Regions from separate parts of the Homo sapiens genome. Here region 2 is linked to region 1. Evidence: chromatin contacts called from ENCODE Hi-C or POLR2A ChIA-PET data. All regions are on one chromosome and are shown on one strand. Each heading gives the region's core, a stretch centred on a gene start or an enhancer-like site at or near the end of the contact. The rest is flanking DNA. Distances are from core to core; before and after follow the strand shown. Region 1 holds the start of LDHC (lactate dehydrogenase C). Region 2 holds the start of SAA1 (serum amyloid A1).

Region 1 (7,397 bases), core at 1,779-4,278:
TTTTTAAAAAGCTTTGAAAATAACTTTATAAAACTAAAATTAACCTTTTCCAGAAGTAATCTTTGAAGTACTAAAGAAAAGACTGCCATGCTGAAGATCCATCATTTCTCCCTTCAGTTTGTCCAATGCAACATCAACAAGGGCAAGTTCATCAGCCAAATCCTAAAATATACAAAAGTTCTGAATAAAATGTTCCTACTTAAGTTTTAGGAGAATAAGAAGAATTTTCATGTGGCTACTTGATAATTAAAGGAATCTCATATTTTAATAGGGAAAAATGATATAAAAATAGTTTTTCAATGAGCCTGGGTGACCGAAAGTCAAGGTAAGTAAATATTAAGATGTAGCAAAAATTGTTTGACTTCATATAATTGTTAGAACTTTTTAGAGCTGGGTGTTTTTTGTTTTTGTTTTTTTTTGCCATTCAGATAACAGTTTGAAACCAAGGAAAATAAAATGATTTCAAAGGCTTTTATTATATTTAGCCTTTATTTTTGTGTTTTTTGTTTTGTTTTGTTTGAGATGAAGTCTCACTCTGTCGCCCAGGCTGGAGTGCAGTGGCACAATCTCGGGCACTGCAACCTCCGTCTCCCAGGTTCAAGCAATTTTCGTGCTTCAGCCTCCCGAGTAGCTGGGATTACAGGCGCCCGCCACCATGTCCGGCTAATTTTTGTATTTTTAGTACAGACGGGGTTTCACCATATTGGTCAGGCTGGTCTCAAACTCCTAACCTCAAGTGATCTACCCACCTCAGCCTCGCAAAGTCCTGGGATTACAGGCCTGAGCCACTGCGCCCGGCCAGGATTTTATTATATTTAACCTTAACCCTAATTTCTGAGTTGGCTAAAGCTGCTTTTAGTATGCGTCGTTATGGCCCAAACAGGAAGGTAACCACCTCTGATGAACACTTATTGTTTTCATCTGTCTAGTGTCCCTTTTTCTGGTAATAGAATTTCTCTTTTCCATGGGAACCCATTCCATATGTTTCAGTGCAGTACAATTAACATTGGTTTTCCAAGCTTAGGGTAGATGGGCATAAAACCAGACCTAGCCAATTGTTCCATCCTTTCCTTCTGGTCACAGAAATCAGTTCATAAGTGGACATATGGCCCAGGTATAAGAAACAAGCATGTCTATGAAGTTTGAAAATGGAAGACGGAAGATTACATCTCACTTTTCTTTGGAATCATAAGCTCTAAGAATAACATGCAAATCTAAGAACATTAGTAAGGACTGTAGAGTTGGAGAAAAAACAAGAATCTAAGAACAAACTGTACAGCCATCTTTACCACCACATAGAAAGGCTCTACGAATTAAGCCAACAGAGAAAATCTAAACCAAGATATACAAAGACTATGTCTTGATATGTGTGAACTTCAGAATCCGGTAGTACCTGAAGCAGTTTTGCCCTATTTCCAGTTACATGAACAATATTTCGTCTTTTTCTGCTTACCCTAATTTAAACTGGGTTTTTGTCACATGTGACAGAGTACGGAACTATATACAAGGAGTGTATTCATTCAGATTTCAATAGCCAGATTCCAAAAGCGAACAGTAAGGGAAAGAAGTAAAAGTCCCTACTTAAGGCCAGGCGTGGTGGCTCATGCCTGTAATCCCAGCACTTTGGGAGGCTGAGGCAGGCGGATCACGAGGTCAAGAAATCAAGGCCATCCTGGCCAACATGATGAAACCCCGTCTCTACTAAAAATATAAAAATTAGCTGGGCGTGGTGGCACATGCCTGTAGTCCCAGCTACTCAGGAGGCTGAGGCAGGAGAACTGCTTGAACCCGGGAGGCAAAGGTTGCCGGGAGCCGAGATCCTGCCGCTGCACTCCAGCCTGGCAACAGAGCGAGACTCCGTCTCAAAAAAAAAAAAAAAAAAAAAAGAGAGAACAATAAACACTGGGGACTCCAAAAGCAGAGAGGGAGGAGGGCACAAGGGTTAAAAACAATACCTATTGGCAGCCAGGTGTGGTGGCTCATGCCTGTAATCCCAGTACTCTGGGAGGCCGAGGCAGGCGGATCACTTGAGGTCAGGAGTTCGAAACCAGCCTGGCCAACATGGAGAAACCCCATCTCTACTAAAAATATAAAAAATTAGCCAGGCCTGGTGGTGCATGCCTGTGGCCCCAGTTATTCAAGAGGCTGAGGCAGGAGAATCGCTTGATCCCGGGAGGTGGAGGTTGCAGTGGGCCAAGATCGCGCCACTGCACTCCAACCTGGGTAACAGACAAATCCTGTCTCAAAAAAAGAAAAAGAAAAGGAAAGTCAGAAAAAAAAAGAAAGGAAAAGAAAGAAGAAGTTTAAAAAAAAAGGAAAAGAAAGAGAGAAAGAAAAAGGAAGGAAGGAAGGAAGGAAGGGAGGGAGGGAGGGAGGGAGGAAAGGTCAAAGGATACATAATTGCTTTCAAGGGATTAACCTTGCAACCCTGAATACATCGACATATACAACACTCTGAAGTGCTCACTTGATTTTCAGCCACAGGATGGGCTTCTCACTCACCTTCAGTAAGATACTAATAGCACAAGCCATGCCTACGGCACCAGTTCCAACAATAGTAATTTTACACTGGGAGTTTTCATCATCCTCAATTAGCTTCTCAATTAGCTGCTCCTTGACAGTTGACATTTGGAGAACCTGATAGGGATAATGCAATTTCATTGGATTAACCACACTGAACATCTAAGAAACTACCTCTTCAGTTTGCAGAATGTTGGAGCCGGGGATGGGGGGAAGCCAAAGAAAGAATTTCCTGGTCAAAGGATGCGGGGAGGGTAAAGCAAGGCCCAGTCTACCAGGCAATGGGAGGGCTGGGGCACCAGCGGGCTTTTGGATTTCTCCCTGCCCCCAGCCACCACTTTCACCCCAGCACCACACGCTCACAAATGCTTTGCTTGGCGCAATCAGTACAGATGACCCACAGGGACAAAGCACCACCTTTGAAGGAAGGCACAGAAGTGACACCAGAAAAATACACCAACGACAGTTGAGGCGCTAAGCCCGTCGACGGTTGCCCTCCGTGCGACTCGAGACACGCACGTTCCCCCGCTCGGCTCTTATGCGTCAGCACGCAAGCTCCGCCCCCCGCCGGCCCAGGCGCGGGCATGGGGCGTCTTTTCTGCCCTGGAGCGCAGTGTGGGTGGCGGCGGTCCAGATCACCGAAATGCTGATGGGAAGAATTCTAGACTGGCCCAAAGAGTGTGCAAGACGGGGATATCCATGCATTGTTTGCAGGATTTTAAAAAATTATTAACTTCTGTAACTTCAGGACTGAGTGCTGAAATAAAGTTAGAATTTCTCTTGAGAGAACAGAGGGTGGTAATGAAACGCAAAGACGCGAAGGATGCTTTCAATTTACAGCAAGAAATTGTTAATATTTATAACTCATGGCCGGACGCGGTGGCTCACACCTGTAATCCCAGCACTTTGGGAGTCCGAGGCAGGTGGATCACCTGAGGTCAGGAGTTTGAGAACAGCCTGGCCAACATGGCGAAACCCCGTCTCTACTAAAAATATAAAATTAGTCGGGCATGGTGGTGCATGCCTGTAGTCCCAGCTACTTGGGAGGCTGAGGCAGGAGAATCGCTTGAACCCAGGAGGCGGAGGTTGCAGTGAGCCAAGATCGCGCCACTGCACTCCAGACTGGGCAACAAGAGAGAAACTCCATCTCAAAAAAAATTTACATATATATTTTTTTTTTTGTGAGAGAGATATATATCTCACAGAAGGGGACACAACCTACTCCATCTTTTGTAGAGTATTTGCATTTGAACCTTTTTCAAAATCCAAAATATAATTTATTTTTCTTATAATAGCCTGTAGTGTTGTTATTGTTGTTGTTTTTGAGACAGAGTCTCACTCTGTCGCCCAGGCTGGAGTGCAGTGGCACAATCTCAGTTCACTGCAACCTCCGCCGCCTGGGTTCAAGCAATTCTCCTGCCTCAGCCTCCCAAGTAACTGGGACTACAGGCGTGCGCCACCACGCCCGGCTAATTTTTGTATTTTTAGTAGAGATGGGGTTTCACCATGTTGGTCAGAATGGTCTCCAACTCCTGACCTAGTGATCCGCCCTCCCAAAGTGTTGGGATTACAGGCGTGAGCCACCGTGCTGAGCCACCGTGCCCAGCCGCCGGGCAAATTTTTTTGTATTTTTTTGTATTTCACCTTGCTGGCCAGGCTGGTCTCGAACTCTTGACCTCAAGTGATCCACCCACCTCGGCCTCCCAAAGTGCTGGGATTACAGGCGTGAACCACCGCACCCAGTCAGTATTTGTTTTCAATATGGTTCAGATTATGCAATAACCCTGCTTTAAACTCTTCCGTGGCTTTCCATTACAGGTAGAGTAACCCACTTTTACCACAACCTAGATCTTCAAGATTTGGCCTCCTACCCCCACTTCCCATATCATCTCAGGACACTCAATACACTTCCTTCCAACTAGGCTTTGGACAGCTTTTTTGGATCAGGACTTTTTGCTGTTCTTTAAACCAAGAAAGCTCTTTCCCCAGCCCTTCTCAAGGTTAATTCCTCATTTTCAGCTTTGCACATACATACTCTGGCTTTCCTTGACAAATGTCAACTACCATCATTTCCTGTATATCTCTCTCTTATGGCACTTTTCTCAACCAGCAACTAGCCTGAAGCTAGAGGCCTCCTATAGCAGACAGGAGCAGCAACCACTTGGTCCTATACCTCCACAGCAACCTCATTTATCCCCGGGCTGAGAGGGAGATTGCTGGCCTGGATGGACTGGAAATTTAAGCTCTACACCTGCCTCAGGCCCCTGGCGGCCAAGGAAGGTATCAGCTTGGTAGTGGCCAAACTGATGCTAGATGACTAGAACTGGCTCTTCATCCATGCCTGCCCAAATACTCCAAACTTACTTAACATTTTGCTTACTTGATTGCAGTAACTTTAGAACCAAAATTTGTCTTTATTTATTCTTGTACATTGCAACATTTACCAAAGCATAGTAGGTACTCACTAAAGAATTTTTGGGCCAGACATGGTGGCTCACTCCTGCAATCCCAGCACTTTGGGAGGCCGAGGCTTCAGCCCAGGAGTTCAAGACCAGTCTGGCAACATAGGGAGACCCCCATCTCTACCCCCAAAAATAAAAACAAAATAAAATAAAATAATTTTTTTTGAGACAGAGTCTCGCAGTCTCGCCCAGGCTGTAGTACAGTGGTCCGATCTCGGCTCACTGCAAGCTCCGCCTCCCGGGTTCACGCCATTCTCCTGCCTCAGCCTCCCGAGTAGCTGGGACTACAGGCGCCCGCCACCATGCCCAGCTAATTTTTTGTATTTTTAGTAGAGATGGAGTTTCACTATGTTAGCCAGGATGTTTTCAATCTCCTGACCTTGTGATCCACCCGCCTCAGCCTCCCAAAGTGCTGGGATTACAGGCGTGAGCCACCGCACCTGGCCAAAATAAAAAAAAAATTTAAAGAATTTTTAAAGAACATGGCTTTGAAGTACTGAGTTTTATTTTGGCAACATGGGCTTTAGTGGGGGAAAAAAAGGAAGTAGAACCATGTTCTGAGCATCACATTTGCTTCTACACTAACTGGCAACTTCTGTGAGATGGGGATAAGGCCTGCTTAATTTAGTTCCCAAGGTTACTATGGAAAAAAAAAATCAAGTTTCTTTGCAGAGTTGGCCTATTCCTTGCCTGGGGCAGGAAGGTACAAACTGAACCTGGAACATTTATTTTGCCCATAAGTAAGGAAACTTTACAAGATTGCATTTGAAAATTCATGAAAGATTAATAGAATCAGTCTATTTCACTTAAATATTATTTTTCAGTCATGTTGGTATTGACTAATTTATTGTATCAAATAATATAAAATTAATGTAAATTTAAAAATTTTAAAGACTGAAGGTGACTCAAAGTTTACAAAAGGCTACAGGATTAAGTACAGGCCTCTTTTTGTGCTAATTAAAATATTCTTTTTTTTTTTTTTGAAACAGGGTCTCACTCTGTCACCCAGGCTGGAGTACAGTGGTGGGATCTTGGCTCACTGCAACCTTTATCTCCCGGGTTCAAGGGATCCTCCCACCTGAGCCTCCTGTGCAGCTAGGACTACAGGCACCTGCCACCACGCCTAGCTAATTTCTTTTTTGTAGAGACAGGCTTTTGCCATGTTGCCCAGACTGGTCTGGAACTCCTGGGCTCAAGCAATCTACCCACCTTGGCCTCCTAAAGTGCTGGGAATTTGAAGCCACTGCACCCAGCCTATATTCTAAGATTAGATACTGGTGATGGTTGCCAACTATGTGAATACACTAAAAATCCACAGAACGATACGCTTTATAGCTGTGTCCAACCCTTTGAATGTGAGGACTCTTTAGGTGGCAGCAGGTATCCAGATCATGAACTTTTTTGTAGCTCATCAGCTATCATTAGTGTTAATTTCTTTAATTTTTATTGAGACAGTCTCGCTGTGTTGCCCAGGCTCGAGTGCAGTGGTGCCATCTTGGCTCACTTCAATCTCTGCCTCCCCGGTTCAAGCGATCCTCTCACCTCAGCCTCTTGTGCCTCAGCTTCCCAAGTAGCTGGGATTACAAGCATAGGCCACCATACCTGGCAAATCTTTCGATTTTTAGTACAGATGGGGTTTCACCATGTTGGCCATGCTAGTCTTGAACTCCTGATCCACCCGCCTCAGCCTCCCCAAGTGCTGGGATTATAGGTGTCAGCCACCACAGCTGGCACATGTTAGTGTATTTAATGTGTGGCCCAAGACAATTCTTCTTCCAATGTGGCTCAGGGAAAGCAAAAGATTGGACAACCAGGCTTTAAGATAATTCCTTCCCTTAACTAGCTCTCAGGAAAGAATCTTTGGAAAAAGATCCTGGAGTTGGGAATGACAATAATGTTGTTCAGTTAACCTTTACAAGTATGGTTTTCAGGCCTGGATAAGGGTCACAGTTGTATTTTCAGAAAAATGTGCAGAAAACTTGAGTAGACATCCACCAAGGTTACTTGTTTTTTTTGGTTTTGTTTTGTTTTTTTAACAGATGGGGTTTTGTTGTGTTGGCCAGGCTGGTCCCCAATTCCTGGCCTCCAGTGATCAGCCCACCTGGGCTTCCCAAAGTGCTGGGATTATAGGCATGAGCCACTGCACCCTGCCTTAAGATTGTTTTTAATTGTTACCAGCTTCCAGAGGACAAGATCTCAAAAATCTGTGTTCCCTATAGTGACACACTATCATTGCCTATATTCAGTTGGCAAATAAATTTTACATTTACATATAGAATGTTACTTTCCAATTATGATTAGCATTATTATCAAATATATAATACTTTGGGACTTACAATGGAAGTGGTACCAATACAACTCAGTTGACTATTACATCCTCTGCTATTAGTCAATAATATCCCTGTTAGAAAAAAT
Region 2 (6,809 bases), core at 408-2,907, 150 kb after region 1:
TGGCAAGAGCCCTGACCTCAAGCACAGCCGGGCTCAAACCTCTGCCCTGCCACCTGCTGACTGGCAGTAAGTCCCTGGGCATTGGCTTCAGCTGCTCTAAGTCTCAGCTTTCTCACCTTCCAAGATCAGCTTTCTCACCTTCCAAGAGAGGAAGATTGCGTCACAGAGTCATTCTGAAACTAAATGAGAAAATGCTGTGGTCCTTGTGGGGGCTTGAGGCACGTTAGTTCCCAGCTCTTGTCAAGAAGGCTGGAGAAGGAAGAATGGAAACAGAACAAACCAGGAAGGGAGCCCCTGACAGAGCGAGGCTAAAGAGCCCTGTACATTATCCAACTAGGAAATCGAAGGAGGAAGGAGAAAGAAGACAGAAGAGTCAACAGCCTTAGTCATACTCCTATGCGATTTATGCTGAGGGACATTTTATACCCATTGCAGGCCTTATTTTGCATCTTCTACGCAAAACAAACAGCTCAGGTGCTCCTGGAAAGGATGATTGTTCTTTCTCTGAGTAACTGACAACAATCCTCGACTCTCTAATCTGTTTAGCAGCTCCCCAGGCACATTGGGCAGCACAACCTAAGGCAGCGGCTCAAATCTTAAGGAAGCCCAAAAATACCCCGTGTGCGTTGTTACTGGATGCCCCGTCCCTTACGGCTCAGGAGATGTGTTTTTGATACACCTTGCAGCGGCTTCTGAAATGTGATCCATCCACTTAACACATCCTGAGAAGCTGCACTACGGGGAAAGGGGATATTCCCAGCAGCTCTGAAAGACTCGAGACAGGCAACCCAGCAAACCCTAGTTCCTGGCAGGCCTCAGCAACGCAGACACTAGCAACTCTGTGGTTCAAAAGCAGCCTTCCGAAAGCATCATTTTCCCCAGTTTATCAGGTCCAGGGTGATGTTTCTCTTCAGAAATCCTGCAAACCTTCTGAAGCCTTACCATCAAAAGCCTCGCCAAGGAACGAAAAGAAGCTTCGGCTGCTGACACCCAGGACCAAGGAGCAGAAAACCAGGCCCGTGAGAAGCTTCATGGTGCTGAAATGAAAGGAGAAGTCAGGCAGTCGCCCACAAGACTGGCACAGCTTCCCTTGGGACTTATATTCCGACGAGAGCCTGGTTATTTCCACTGGATCTTATTAGAGTCTCAGTGGCTCATCTAGGAAACCTTGCAGCAGGACCTCACTCAGAGCCAGAAGCCCTCGGTTCTGAACCCATCAGCCCTGAAGCCTGACTGCATAAGAGGATGCCAACGTGGCACTGATGGAGGAAGGCAGGAGTTACCACCAGACTGTCACTCCCTCAAGTAGCCTATAATTCCCCATAACGCATTTACCGTGTGTTCCCTCTGCCCCGCACAGAACTCAACATGGGATAAACACAAAGCAGGATCATTATTTTTTATTCTTAAAGCCTTTAGCACCTGGTATTCCCAGGTGTTCTCCCATCCAAGTACTACCAGGCCCGACCCTGCTTACCTCTCTAGATCAGAGGAGATAAGACACCTTCAGAATGGTATGGCTGTATGCCCCAGGATAACTATTTTTTTTAAAGGAAATGATAATCTTGTTGGGAAAGAGAAAACAGAGTAAGTTTTAAAAATCACTCCTTGGTGTGCTCCTCACCTGATCTGTGCTGTAGCTGAGCTGCGGGTCCCTGCCTGCCAGGGAGCGGTGGCTGCTATTTATACTGAGCCTTCCCTGCTGGTTTCTTGGGAGCGAAGAAAAGCTGGATGTGGTCCCTGGGGAAAGTCCCTGCAGGTCATTTCCCCTACAAAACGGTCTAAGACAAGTTCCTGGATGCCAGTGGTTTCTTCATCCCGGGTCATTTATCCCAGTTGTGCAACCTGAGGGAACAAGATGTGCCTGGCAGCTGTCAGGGCAGGAGACCAGCTCTGCTCCTCAGCATTGAGGGGGCTGAGGCTGCGGAGTTGAGAGTGGGAGCCCCGTGATGGCGGCACCTGGGCTGCTGGAAGGTGTGAAGTGAGGGCAGCTTTGAAGCCAGCTCCTGACTCTACCAGTCATTTCCTCAGGATGGGCTCTGCTGGGCCACATGGCAGATGCCTCTGAAATGAAGTCCCTCTGAGTTCATATCTAAAGCTTCAAAGCTGACAGACTAGGTCCAGCACAGTGGCTCACTCCTATAATCCCAATGCTTTTGGAGGCCAAGGCAGGAGGATCACTTGGGGTCAAGAGTTTAAGATCACTCTGTGCAAAACTGTAAGATCTTGTCTCTACGAAATATAAAAATAAATGGACCGGGTGTGGTAGTGTGCACCTGCAGTCCCAGCTACTCAAGAGGCTGAAGCGGAAGGATTGTGGGAGACCCAGGAGGTCAAGGCTGCAGTGAGCTATAATCACGCCACTGCACTCCAGCCTGGTTAACAGAGCAAGACCCTGTGTCTAAAAGAAAACAAAATAAAACTAGCAGCCTACCCCTGCCATGTCTCATGTGTGCCCTGGAAGGCTCCTTCCACCCCTCAGTCTAGATATCCAGAGATTTACCTCCTCAGCACAGAAAAGCCCTGCTCAGCTGGCCTAGTCAATTAGGAAATTAGGAAGGAAGGAAGTGGTCAGTACCAGAGCCCAGCAGGGCTGAGGCCAGGACATGCAGAGAGGCTGGTGGATATAGCAGCAACTGTGGTTTCTTCTTCTCCAGTCCGTTTTCACTCTTTTATTTTTTCTTTCTTTCCTTCCTTCCTTCATTTCTTCCTTCCTCTCTCTTTCTCCTTCCTTCCTTCCTTACTCCCTCTCTGTCTTCCTCCTTCCTTCTTCTCTCTTCCTCCTTCCTTCCTCTCTCTCTTCCTTCCTTCTTTCCCTCCTTTCTTCCTCTTTCCCTCCCTCCCTTCCCTCCCTCCCTCCTTCCTTCCTTCTTTTCTTCCTCCCTTCTTCTCTTCCTCCCTTCCTTCCTCTCTCTTTCTCCTTCCTTCCTCTCTCTTTCTCCTTCCTTCCTTCCTCTCTCTTTCTTTCCTCTTTTCTTTTCTTTCTTTCAGAATGCTATGAATATAGGCCTCAGGATAACTACTTTTTAAAGGAAATGACAATCTTGTTGGGAAAGAGAAAACAGTAAGTCTTAAAAACACTCCTTGGCATACTCCTCACCTGATCCTCCTCTCCTCCCCTCCCCTCCCCTCCCCTCCCCTCCCCTCTCTCCTCCCCTCTCCCCTCCCCTCTCCCTTCCCCTCCCCTCCCCTCCCCTGCCCTCCCCTCCCCTCCTCTCTTCTCCTCTCCTCTCAAGACAGGGTCTTGCTCTGTTGCCTGAGCTGGAGTGCAGTGGTGCAATCATGGCTCACTGCAGCCTCAGCCTCCCAGGTTTAAGTGATCCTTGCATCTCAACCTCCCAAGTAGCTGGGACTGCAGTTGTTTGCCAATATGTTTGAGTAATTTTTAAAATTTTTAGTACAGTGGGAGTTTCACCATGTTGCCCAGGCTGGTCTCAAATTCCTAACCTGCAGTCCTCCTGCCTTGGCCTCCCAAAGTGCTGAGATTATAGGCATGAGCTACCATGCCCAGCCAGAAGTTCATATCTGATTGCTTCTATTTTTCAGTGAAATAGGAAGCAAAGTTGTCAACTGAGAAGAGAATGAACGAGGAGTTGTGGGAAGTTTCAGAAGAGAAGAGAAGTAGAAAGCAGACATCTAGGAAAGGAAGAATGTGACTGAACTTGAGAAAGGTAGTGGATTGTATGGTAGCTCTTGGTCAACGACCATGAATTTAAAGTGAGACTAGTCATAGCAGTCGTGCTTTTTTTCTGATCACATTCAGCTGCCAAGGTTCAGACTTTTAGCAAGTGGCAAATTGAATATCACTGTGCAATAAATGCTTGTTGAGTTGCATGACTGAATACATGCGAAGGTCAAAGGAGGAGGATTTATTTAAAGATGAGGGAGGGTTACAGGGCACAGGGAGAATGTTAACAGAGAGAGTGACTGAGGGTAAAAGATAGGGCATAACATAGACTTCAACAACCAAGGGGCCACAGGGCCACGGGGACAAGGTTGCCCAGAGTGTAGCAGGAGCAGGTCTTCCTCTGAGACAGGAAGGAGAGGAACGATAACAAGGAAGATGCATTTTGAGATGAAGGACAGAGATCCTGAGGGAAACCAGCAGGCCCTTTTCTTTACCAGTCATAGAACTCATCGCTCTCCACCTGTTTGCATTTCTGAGTTTGACCCAGAGTGCACAAAACACAGGGATAGGAACCTTGTCAGGCTTATTGACAGATAACTGTTGTCACTTTAACACCAAACACAGCACCTCACCTGTAGCAGGTTCTTAGTCACTTTTATTGATTGAAGGAGTCAATGCATGAGTGAAGTAGGAGAAGTCATCTCCTATAGATTGACAGGTGGAAGGTTAAGAAGAATGGAAAAGCTTTGGAACAATGATGTCATTTAGAGATGAACATGGACTTTTTTTTTTTATGTTTGCCTCGCACTAATAACTTTTATTTCACTCAAATTAGAGCAGTAATCTTCCATAAATAAGTATATTCCCTGCCCAATAATTTAAGGAAAAATCCACAATGATTAGTAAAGAAAAATATAAGAATTAACAGACCCTTTAAATTTGTTTTAAATATTTGAAGATTTAAAAAGTGTTTAAAGTTTGTAATTCCTAGTAGGAAAACATTATCTGAATGAATACCCTAATGGCAAACCACTGTAAAATGCTTCAGCTGCATTTGGGGGAGAGGGGTAGGGATTATCTTCAAAGCACCCCAGCTCTCTTGATGAGAAGGTCAGAGGTACGTTGGTTTGTATTATTGCGACATCCATAAGGTGATCTAGGTTGCTTTTCCTTCAGCAGGGCTTTATTTATCAGAAGGGCATTATGCTTGACCTCCAAATTTGGCTGACAATTTACTGATGAGATTCATAACCTTTGGGTTGCTCTGGTATTTTGACATATTTGCTGGGTTCTGAGCCACATCCTGGAAGGCCACCATAACTTCTGGATCCTGCATGGCTGCAAGAGCCTCTGGATCACTAAGAATTTCATTGAGTCCAGGCATTCCGGCCATTCCAGGCATGTCCCCTCCCATTCCAGGCATTCCTCCGGGAAAATTACCAGGCATTCCACCAGGAAAGCCACCTGGAAAAGGGCCATAGTGAGCTCCTGACTGTCGTCTGGCTTCTTCCTCCCTCTGGGCTCTCTCCTGCTCTTCTTGAGCCTTCTTAACTCGTTCTATTCTTTCTTTGATCTCTCGCTCTTCATGTTTTCGCTCATACTTTCTCCAATGTTCTGCAATTTTCTGTGCCCTAGGTTGAACTTCTTTCAGCATTGCACTAGCATCTTCATCATAATCCAATTTACAGGCAAAGGCAAGATCATGGGCTGCTTCTTCCCAGTGGCCTAGAAGTCTGTGTGCTTTCCCCCGCCACTTGTAAGGCTGAGCTGAATCAGGATTTATTTCAATGGCTCTGTCACAGTCTTGGATGGCAGCATTTGGCTTCTGTAATTTGACGAAGACACTGGCCCTCTTTGCATACAAAATGGCCAAGCGAGGATTCAGCTTGATGGCATCTGTGAATAAGTCAATGGCTTTCTGGAGTTCACCATCATTTAGGACTTCAATAGCAGCCACTTTTTTATCATTTGCCTGATCCATCATCTCCTCCGTTATCTCCACATTTTCATCTCCCATTTCTTGAGGAGCATCAGTGTCTGGTTCAATCACACCTTCTTTATCAATTTCTAGATCACTTTCCTCAGTTGATGGTTCGTCTGCCTTTAAGTCTTCCTCCACCTTCTTACTATCAGGTTTTTCTTCCTTGGTATTTTCTTCTGATTTAGCCTTCTGAGTAGCAGGTGGTACTTTACCTCCCATGCTCTCCACCCACTCTCTCAGGAAGCGCATTTCCTCGGTGTGCAGAACGCTCGGATCCTGCTTACACATTTTCACAAAGGCCCGAAGCTCGTTCACTTTGCAGGGGTCCATGGTAGGGAGGTGGTGGGTGAAGCTGGGGGCTGCGGCCCAGTTCCAGGCCCAGGTGCTGGCTCGGCATGACCGCGCAGAAGGGGGCGGCTGCCGCGAGTGAACATGGACATTGTTAATATGCAATAAAATCTCAGCCTACTTGAAATGTTTACATTAATTGTCAAAAAACATATTCAGAAGGCAAACCCTTATCATCTCTCCGCTGCTCCCAGAGAGATGTTATTAGGCATCACCTTCTGGGTTATGATGGCTTCTTAACTGGCTTCCACATTTCCCCCTTTGCCGCCAACTAGTCTCTTTTCAGTATAGCAGCCAGACTGTTACAACACAAGACAACTTCTATCACTCTCCATTCAAAACTCTCCGGAGGATTCCACTTCCACTCATAGTTGAAGTCAAAGCCCTTATAATGGTTTTCAAACTTTACTCAAACTGTCCTAACTCCTTCCTCTCGTACCTCATCATCCAATTCTCTCCTCCTGCTCATTTTGCTCTGGCCACACTGGTCTCCAAACCCCCAGGCACATCTTACCCTAGGGGCCTCGGATTAGCTGTTCCTTTCCTCTGGAACATTCTTTTCCCAGATATTTGCATATCAGGGCTTTGAGGGGGCCTTGATCCGGGAATGCAGGATACTGGAAGGTTCAACAATACAGTTATTGTCAATAAGAGTATTGGCAGTGAATGTGTTGGAAAGAGGGCCGTAAATGAACTGTGAAAATTTTCCATGAAGATGGGAGAGGACTGGAGAGTTTTGTCAATGAATACAATAAAGAGGTACTTTGTCTCCAAACATCACTAAGCAGATTGTCTACACAGAAGCTTCTAGTGGGTATTTCTAGGCTGGGCACGGTGGCTCACACCTGTAAT

The links. A loop is a pair of places that touch in the nucleus more often than their neighbours do. ChIA-PET counts read pairs that join two places held with the same protein, here RNA polymerase II (POLR2A). Pooled maps may share reads with other maps.
Region 2: a pooled map shows a loop between it and region 1 (2.2-fold over the local background). The contact joins the promoter of SAA1 here to the promoter of LDHC in region 1. A Hi-C loop is called at or near these places in 1 of 50 pooled maps. POLR2A ChIA-PET finds 5 or more read pairs at or near these places in 2 of 52 experiments (A673 and activated T-cell).

The regions. Positions count from the first base shown.
Region 1 is chr11:18,407,949-18,415,345 of GRCh38, reverse strand. It overlaps LDHC (lactate dehydrogenase C), which reads right to left and starts at 3,028. Exons shown (of 8, transcript NM_017448.5): 1 at 2,938-3,028; 2 at 2,503-2,637; 3 at 45-162. The coding sequence starts at 2,628. LDHA (lactate dehydrogenase A) reads right to left here. Exons shown (of 8, transcript NM_005566.4): 8 at 6,921-7,397.
Region 2 is chr11:18,261,112-18,267,920 of GRCh38, reverse strand. SAA1 (serum amyloid A1) reads right to left here and starts at 1,657. Exons shown (of 4, transcript NM_199161.5): 1 at 1,625-1,657; 2 at 943-1,037. The coding sequence starts at 1,033. It also overlaps the pseudogene ST13P5 and the pseudogene RNA5SP334.